Regions from separate parts of the Homo sapiens genome. Here region 2 is linked to region 1. Evidence: read pairs that join two places in POLR2A ChIA-PET (ENCODE). Cell type or tissue: GM12878. All regions are shown on one strand. Links, peaks and the distances in the headings refer to the core of each region. The heading gives the core; the rest is flanking DNA.

Region 1 (4,385 bases), core at 219-4,218:
GAAACCACATCTCTACTAAAAATACATAAATTAGCAGGGTGTGGTGGCATGCGCCTGTAGTCCCAGCTACTCGGGAGGCTGAGGCAGAAGAATCACTTGAATTTAGGAGGCGGAGGTTGCAGTGAGCTGAGATCGTGCCACTGCACTCCAGCCTGGGCGACAGAGCAAGACTCCGTCTCAAAAACAAAAAACAAACAAACAAAAAAAAATAGATATTTGACGAATGAATGAACAAATGATAATAAGAAGTAAGGACTTATTGCATGCCAGGCCTGTTTCTAAGCATTTGATGTATATAAACTCATTTAACTCTCACAGTGACTCTATGAAGCAGATAAAATTTCCATCCCCATTAAAAGGTGAGGAAACTGAGGCAGAGAGAAGTTAATGGGCTCGTCTGAGGTCACATCATCTATAAGCTTTAGAGCTGAGATCTGAACCCGGACAGTCTGGCTCAGAATCTGCCAACCTTATTGCTATGTTATGGTGAACGATAATAATTACAATAGTTTTGGGTGTTTTTTTGTTTTGTTTGTTGTTGTTGTTTTTTGTTTGTTTTTGAGATGGAGTCTCACTCTGTTGCCCAGGCTAGAGTACAGGGGCACGATCTCAACTCACTGCAACCTCAGTCTCCCAGGTTCAAGCTATTCTCCTGCTTCAGCTTCCCGAGTAACTGGCAGTACAGGCGTGCACCACCATGCCTGGCTAATTTTTTTGTATTTTTAGTAAAGACGGGGTTTTACCATGTTGGCCAGGCTGGTCTTGAACTCCTGATCTCAAATGATCCACCCACCTTGGCCTCCCAAAGTGCTGGGGGTACAGGCATGAGCCAGCGCACCCAGTCTACAATAGTTTTTTACTGAACATTTACTATGTGCCAGACACTCGGCCCTCATATAGTGGCCTATGCTTGCTCAAGATATCCCTTTGAGGAGATCCTGTTTTTTTTTTTTTTTGAAGATGAAGTCTTGCTCTGTTGCCCAGGTTGGAATGCAATGATGTGATCTCGGCTCACTGCAACCTCTGCCTCCCGGGTTCAAGCAATTCTCCTGCCTCAGCCTCCTGAGTAGCTGGGATTACAGGTGCCCACCAGCATGCCCGGCTAATTTTTTTATTTTTTGGTAGAGATGGGGTTTCACCATGTTGATCAGGCTGGTCTCGAACTCCTGACCTCAGGTGATCCACCCGCCTTGGCCTCCCAAAGTGATGGGATTACAGGTGTGAGCCACCACGCCCGGCCTGAGGAGATCCTGTTTGGTTTTTTTTTTTTTTTTTTGAGATGGAGTCTTGCTCTGTGGCCCAGGCTGGAGTGCAGTGGTGCGATCTTGGTTCACTGCAAGCTCCGCCTCCTGGGTTCACGCCATTTTCCTGCCTCAGCCTCCCCAGCAGCTGGGACTACAGGTGCATGCTGCCATGGCTGGCTAATTTTTTTGTATTTTTAGTAGAGACGGGGTTTCACCATGTTAGCCAGGATGGTCTCAATCTCCTGACCTTGTGATACGCCCACCTCGGCCTCCCAAAGGGCTGGGATTACAGGCGTGAGCCACCACGCCTGGCGAGATCCTGTTGTTTTATGGGTAAACCTGATGCACTTCTTGTGAAAGTAATTTTTCACAAAGTGAGTAAGTGGCAGATTCTGGGCAACAGCTGCCTGAGTGAAAAGTCCATCTCCCTCACTATGGAGGGTCTGAGATGGGGGGCAACCACTTCTGGGGAGCCCCGAGAGGGAGGCAGGGACAGGCTGGGGCCCACCAATTCTCACCAGAGGGTATAGGCAGCAAAGAAGGGCACATAAAAAGGCTGCTTCTCAGGAAAGTGTCGCAGTGAGACAAGCACAGCATAGCAGAACCACACGTAGGCCGCCACCTGCAGTCCAATGAGCCCGTAGCCGGCCGGCGACTCATACGTGTACAGTACCTGGCCTGGGTCAAAGAACTAGACCCGCAGGAGAGGGTCCATCACAGCCTGGCCTCCTCCCCTCTATTAGGGTCCCCGGACCCCACCCCTGGGCACTTGGGAACAGAGGTACTCGGTCAGAACACAAGCAACAGGAGAGCCAGGCACGGAGACAGAAGCATATTGAGGTAGAGAGAGAGGGTGAAAAAGACAGGAAGAGAATAAATCAGTTACTGTTTGCTCAACACAGGGCTAAACCCCTCTCATGTGTGAGTTTTTCCATCAGCATCTACTCAACGAGGTAGGTCTTATTACTGCTCCATCTCACAGAAGAGGAAACTAAGGCTAAGAGGGAAGCCCTTTGGCCAAAGCCATACAGACGATAGAAAGCCTTAGAGGGGCTCCATGGGGTAGGTAAGATCCTCCCAATTTTCCAAGAAGAAAATGGGCCCAGAGACAGGGGTCGTCACCCAAGGTCAGGCAGCTAGGAAGTGGGAGAGCTGGTGTGGAATCCAGGTCTGTGTGACTCCTGAACTCTTAGTCACGATATTGAGCACAAATGTGACAGACAGTGAGAGACAGAGGGAGGAGAAAGAAAGCTGCTGCGGGATGGTGAAGAGAGGAGGAATCACTTAGACAGATGGGAAAGCAGAAAATCGAAGAGTGGGAGAGAGAGCGAGCCAGCAGGAGCAGGATGTGGGCAAGGGCGAGCAGACAGGTCAAGGGGGAGGCGGCGCCAAAAGCAGGGGAAGGCAGGGCCCGGCCAGGGGCCAGTCGGACTCACTTCCGCCTCGTAGATGAGCAGCACCACATGGGTGAGCGTGTACAGGGTCATGTAGACAGACAACTTCACGGAGCCCGCGTGGCTGATGCGGCCCCTGGCAGCAGGCCATGAGGGGAGACAGCAGGGTGGGGGCCGTCAGGGAGGAGGATGCACCCAGCCCCCCAACCCTGCCCCTGCCCTGCTCCCCCACCAGCCGCCCCACGAGCACGCCCTGCCCGGGCACCGTGTCACCGTGAATCCCTTCCCCAGGAGGATAAGCATCAGCAGGAAGATGAGGAAGCTGGAGGAGAAGAGCAGCTTGGCTGGGAGAAGGGAGGAGGGGGCGGCTCAGAGCCAGGCTCAGACCTGATGCCCAACCTGAGCCCTGGGCTCCACCCTCTCCCCACCCAGCTTCATTCTCACCCAAGATCTTCACACTCTCGTTGCCAATGCCATCGGTGGCATATTGACCCCAGTAGATGCAGAAAAATAGGAGGCTCAGGACTGAGGGGAGGATGGGCAGATAAGAAAGGATAGAAAGCAGCTCTGGGGCATCACTGTTCTCTAGCACTACCATCCAGGCAGTCTGAATCCCGCCTCCTCCCTTAGGACTCCAGACCTTCTACCCCGACTCACCTGCTAGGAGAATCTGGAGTCCAGCCCCCAACCCTGCTCCCCAAGGACCCAGGGGCCCAGGCCCCCACCCCCTACCCCCTCAGACCCAGGGGTCCAGGCCCTCACCCCCTCCCCCCTCAGACCCAGGGGTCCAGGCCCCCACCCCCTCCTCCTTCAGACCCAGGGGCTCAGGCCCCCAGACCCTCCTCCTCCAGGACCCAGGGGTCCAGACCCCCAGCTCCTCCTCCCTCAGACCCAGGAGTCCAGGCTCCCAGCCCCTCCTCCCCCAGACTCAGGAGTTCAGGCCTTTATTGTTTTGTTTTGTTTTGTTTTGTTTTTTGAGACAGAGTCTCTCTCTGTCACCCAGGTTGGAATGCAGTGGCGTGATCTCGGCTCACTGCAATCTCCACCTCCCGGGTTCAAGCAATTCTCCTGCCTCAGCCTCCTGAGTAGCTGGGATTACACGCACACGCCACCATGTCCAGCTAATTTTTGTATTTTTAGTGGAGACAGGGTTTCACCATGTTGGTCAGGTTGGTCTTGAACTCCTGGCCTCGTGATCCGCCCACCTTGGCCTCCCCAAGTGCTAGGATTACAGGTGTGAGCCACCGTGTCCAGCCTAGTTCCGGCCTTTATACTCCCTCAAGGACCCAGGGGTGTCAGGTCCCACCCCCTCCTCCCCCAGGAACCAGGGGTCCAGGTCCCCAGCCCATCCTCCCCCAGGAACTAGGGCTCCAGCCCCTTCTCCCCCAGGACCCAGGAGTCGAAGCCCCCAGGCCCTTCTCCCTTGGACCCAGGAGTCCAGGCCCCCAGCCCCTCCTCCCCCAGGACCCAGGAGTCCAGGCCCCCAGGCATTCCTCTTAGGCCCAGGTGTCTGGCCCCAAGTGCCTTCTCTTTCAGAACCCAAAAGTTGGGACACGGAACCTCACCCTCTACTCCTGCTGCGGCCATGAACATTTTATAAGTTGTGTGGAGCAACTGACGACCTTTCAGCAAATCTAGGAAGCAAGGTAGGGAAAGGCTGTCCACAGGCAGAAAGGGAGAGCAGCTCACCTCCCCCAACCCTGCTCCCTCCTATCTCTTCCCCCACACCCCATGTGCCAGACTCACA
Region 2 (4,385 bases), core at 303-4,302, 54 kb after region 1:
AGTTCAAGACCAGCCTGGCCAACATGGTGAAACTCCATCTCTACTAAAAATACAAAAATTCGGCTGGGTGTGATGGCTCACGCCTGTACTCCCAGCACTTTGGGAGGCTGAGGTGGGTGGATCACCTGAGATCAGGAGTTTGAGACCAGCCTGGCCAATATGGTAAAACCCTGTCTCTACTAAAAATACCACAAAAATTAGCAAGGCATGGTGACGGGTGCCTGTAATCCCAACTACTCGGGAGGCAGAGGCAAGAGAATTGCTTGAGCCCAGGAGACAGAGGTGGCAGTGAGCTGAGATTGCGCCATTGCACTCCAGCCTGAGCAACGGAACAAGACTGTGTCTCCAAAAAATAAAAATACAGGCCAGGCGCGGTGGCTCATGCCTGTACTCCCAGCGTTTTGGGAGGCTAAGGCGGGCGGATCACGAGGTCAGGAGATCAAGACCATCCTGGCTAACACAGTGAAACCCCGTCTCTATTAAAAATACAAAAAATTAGCTGGGTGTGGTAGCACACGCCTGTAGTGGGCAACAGAGTGAGACTCCGTCTCAAAAAAAAGAAGAAATGGCCGGGTGCGGTGGCTCACACCTGTAATCCTAGCACTTTGGGAGGCCGAGGCGGGCGAATCACCTGAGGTCAGGAGTTTGAGACCAGCCTGGCCAACATGGAGAAACCTCATCTCTACAAAAATACAAAAATTAGCCGGGCGTGGCGGCAAGCGCCTATAATCCCAGCTACTTGGGAGGCTGAGGTGGGAGAATCACTTGAACCTGGAAGGTGGTGGTTGCAGTGAGCCAAGATCGTGCGACAGAGCGAGACTCTGCCTCATGATCTCAAAAAAAAAAAAAGAAATTATACTGCCTCGATAACACTCACAAGTAGATTGTGTGGGGCACAAATTGGTTTTTTGTTTGTTTGTTTGTTTGTTTGTTTTGAGACAGTCTTGCTCTGTTGGCCAGAGCTAGAGTGCAGTGGTAATACCTCACCTTACTGCAGCCTCCGCCTCCCGGGTTTAAGCGATTCTCATGCCTCAGCTTCCCAAGTAGTTGAGATTACAGGTGCACGTCACCACACCTGGCTAATTTTTTTGTATTTTTAGTAGAGACAGGGTTTCACCATGTTGGTGAGGCTGGTCTCGAACTCCTGACCTTAAGTGATCCAGTCACCTCAGCCTCCCAAAGTGCTGGGATTACAGGCATGAGCCACTGCGCGTGACCCACAAATTATTTATATGCTATCTTGCCATCTATATGAGAGACTCACAATGCATTTGAGGGTCTCACTTTCTACACTGGGGCTCACACTGTATGTGGGGGTTTATTAGTTATGGACATTGCACCATTTGTATGGGTTCATATTTTTTGTGGGTTGGACCAGGTGAATGTGCACTCAGTTCACTTACTTCAGCAAATACATATTATCAGCCTATTCTCTCTCTTTTTTTTTTTTTTTTTTTTTTTTGAGACAGAGTCTCGCTCTGTTGCCCAGACTGGAGTGCAGTGGCGTGATCTCAGTCCGCTGCAACATCTGTCTCCTGGGATCAATCAATTCTCCTGCCTTAGCCTCCCGAGTAGCTGGGACTACAGGTGCATACCACCATGCCCGGCTAATTTTTTGTATTTTTAGTAGAGATGGAGTTTCACTGTGTTAGCCAGGATGGTCTCCATCTTGGGACCTCATGATCCGCCTGCCTCGGCCTCCCAAAGTGCTGAGATTATAGACATGAGCCATCGTGCCCAGCCAATATTACAAACCTATTCTATGACACTCACTGGTCTAGGCGCTGGTGACAAGGCAGTGAAAAATATAGACTGAATCCAGTTCGGTTCAGTGGCTCAGGCCTGTAATTCCAACACTTTGGGAGGCCAAGGCAGGTGGATCATTTGAGGTCAGGAGTTTGAGACCACCCTGACCTGTAATCCCAGCTACTCAGGAGGCTGAGGCAGGAGAATTGCTTGAACCCGGGAGGCAGAGGTTGCAGTGAACCGAGATTGTGCCATTGCACTCCAGCCTGGGCAACACACAAGAACGAAACTCTGTCTCAGAAAAATATAAATAAATAAATAAATAAATAAAATAAGCTGGATACAATGCCTCCCGCTTGTAATCCCAGCACTTTGGGAGGCTGAGACAGGAGGATCACTTGAGTCCAGGAGTTTGAGACCAGCCTGAGCAACATAGTGAAACCCCATCTCAACAAAAAAATACACAAAAAAATTAGCCAGGAGTGGTTGGGCATGGTGACTCACGCCTGTAATCCCAGCACTTTGGGAGGCCGAGGTGGGCAGATCACAAGGTCAGGAGTTTGAGACCAGCCTGGCCAATATGGTGGAACCCCGTCTCTACTAAAATTACAAAAATTAGTCGGGCGTGGGGGCAGGCGCCTGTAGTCCCAGCTACTCAGGAGGCTGAGGCAGGAGAATCCCTTGAACCCGGGAGGCGGAGGTTGCAGGGAGCTGAGATCACGCCATTGCACTCCAGCCTGGCAACAGAGCGAGACTCCATCTCAAAAAAAAAAAAAAAAAAAAAAATTAGCCAGGAGTGGTGGCATATGACTTGGTCCCACTTACTTGGGAGGCTGAGGTAGGAGGATGGCTTGAGCCTGGCAGGCGGAGGTTGCAGTGAGCCGAGATGGTGTCACTGCACTCCACCCTGGGCAACAGAGCCAAACCCTATCTCGAAAAAAGGAAGAAAAAAGTAGCTGATTCTAGAATAGTCAAAGGTAGAGCTGGTGGAAATTCCCTTCAGATTGGATATCGGATGAGAGAAAGGGGGCAAGGATGACTCCAAGGTATTCAGCCTGAACAGCCAGCAAAATGGAATTGCAATTTCCTGAGATGGGGAAGCTTGTGGGGGCAGCAGTTTGGGGGAGTTCAGGAAGACCATTTTTGATTTGGCAAGCTTGAGAAATCCAGATAGACACACTGGTGAGGTAGTTGGATGTGCCAGATTGGAGTTCAGGGGAGAGTCGAGATTGAGATAGAATTGTGGGCGGAGGCTGGGCGCGGTGGTTCACAGCTGTAATCCCAACACTATTGGGAGGCTGAGGTGGGAGCATCACTTGAGCCCAGGAGTTCAAGACCAGTCTGGCCAACATAGTAAGATCCCCATCTCTCCAAAAAGATACAAAAATTAGCCAGGTGTGGTGGTGCACAGCTGTAGTCTCAGCTGCTCAGGAGGCTGAGGTGGGAGGATCACCTGAGCCTAAGGGTGTCAAGGCTGCTGTGAGCTGTGATCGCACCACTGCACTCCAGCCAGACAACAGAGTGAGACCCTGTCAAGAAGGAAAAAGAGGAAAGAAAGAAAGAGAGAGAGAGAGAGATCAGAGACGAGAGAGAGAGAGAGAGAGAGAGGGAGGGAGGGAGACAGAAGGAGAGGAGAGAGATAAATAAACCAATAAATAAATAAATAACTGTGGGTGTAATCAGCATAGAGATGGCATATCCACTGTGGGACTGGTGGAGGTTATCAAGGGAATGAGTCTAGACAGGAGAAAAGAGGGATCTGAGCCCTGGTGCCTTCAGCATCTTCAGTCAGGGAGATGAGAAAGAGTGATACTCTAAGGGGGTGACATTCTGTTTAGAGGTGGTCACACTGTGTATGGTGGCTATACCATATGAGATGAGTCATACTATTCATTTTTTAAATTTTTGTTTTGTTTTGATAGAGAACACTGCAACAGGGTTTTGCAGAGGGGGAGAGATTGGACTCAATCCCCCGCATCACACTATCTTTTTTTCTTAAGAAACAGGGTTAGGCCGGGTGCAGTGGCTCACGCCTGTAATCCCAGCACTTTTGGAGGCTGAGGCAGGCGGATCACGAGGTCAGGAGATCGAGACCATCCTAGCTAACATGGTGAAAGCCCATCTCTACAAAAAATACAAAAAATTAGCTGGGCGTGGTGGCGGGCCTCTGTAGTCCCAGCTACTTGGGAGGCTGAGGCAGGAGAATGGCGTGAACCCGGGAGGCTGAGTTGCAGTGAGCTGAGATTGCGCCACTGCACTCCAGCCTGGGCGACATGGTGAGACTCCGTCTCAAAAAAAAAAAAAGAAAGAAAGAAACAGGGCTCGGTGGCTCACGCCTGTAATCCCAGCACTTTGGGAGGCTGAGGCAGATCACGAGGTCAGGAGTTCAAGACCAGCCTGTCCAACATGTTGAAACCCCATCTCTACTAAAAATACAAAAATTAGCCGGGCATGGTGGTGGGCACCTGTAATCCCAGCTACTTGGGAGGCTGAGGCAGAAGAATAGGTTGAACCCGGGAGGCGGTGGTTGCAGTGAGCCAAGATTGTGCCACTGCACTCCAGCCTGGGTAATAGAGAAAGACTCTGTCTCGGGGGGGAAGAAAACAGGGTTTTCAGCCAGGCGTGGTGGCGGGTACTTG

What was found. Peaks named below come from ENCODE experiments on the same cell type or tissue, not always from the same donor. Only the 100,000 strongest peaks of a DNase experiment are listed, where the experiment ranks them.
Region 2: POLR2A ChIA-PET joins it to region 1 with 9 read pairs; 21 of 35 experiments call an interaction of 5 or more read pairs at or near these places.

What each region holds. Positions count from the first base shown.
Region 1 is chr19:42,315,259-42,319,643 of GRCh38, reverse strand. It overlaps TMEM145 (transmembrane protein 145), which reads right to left. Exons shown (of 15, transcript NM_173633.3): 7 at 4,385; 8 at 4,204-4,272; 9 at 3,083-3,163; 10 at 2,904-2,982; 11 at 2,681-2,774; 12 at 1,763-1,935. Among named protein-coding and RNA genes, the nearest start is that of TMEM145, 4.1 kb to the right of the region's middle. In GM12878, for the core only: no CTCF peak of the experiment used is centred there; a DNase peak (open chromatin) is centred at 2,643; H3K4me3 peaks cover 332 bases; H3K27ac peaks cover 892 bases.
Region 2 is chr19:42,261,190-42,265,574 of GRCh38, reverse strand. No RefSeq gene overlaps it. Among named protein-coding and RNA genes, the nearest start is that of CIC, 5.9 kb to the left of the region's middle. In GM12878, for the core only: no CTCF peak of the experiment used is centred there; no DNase peak of the experiment used is centred there.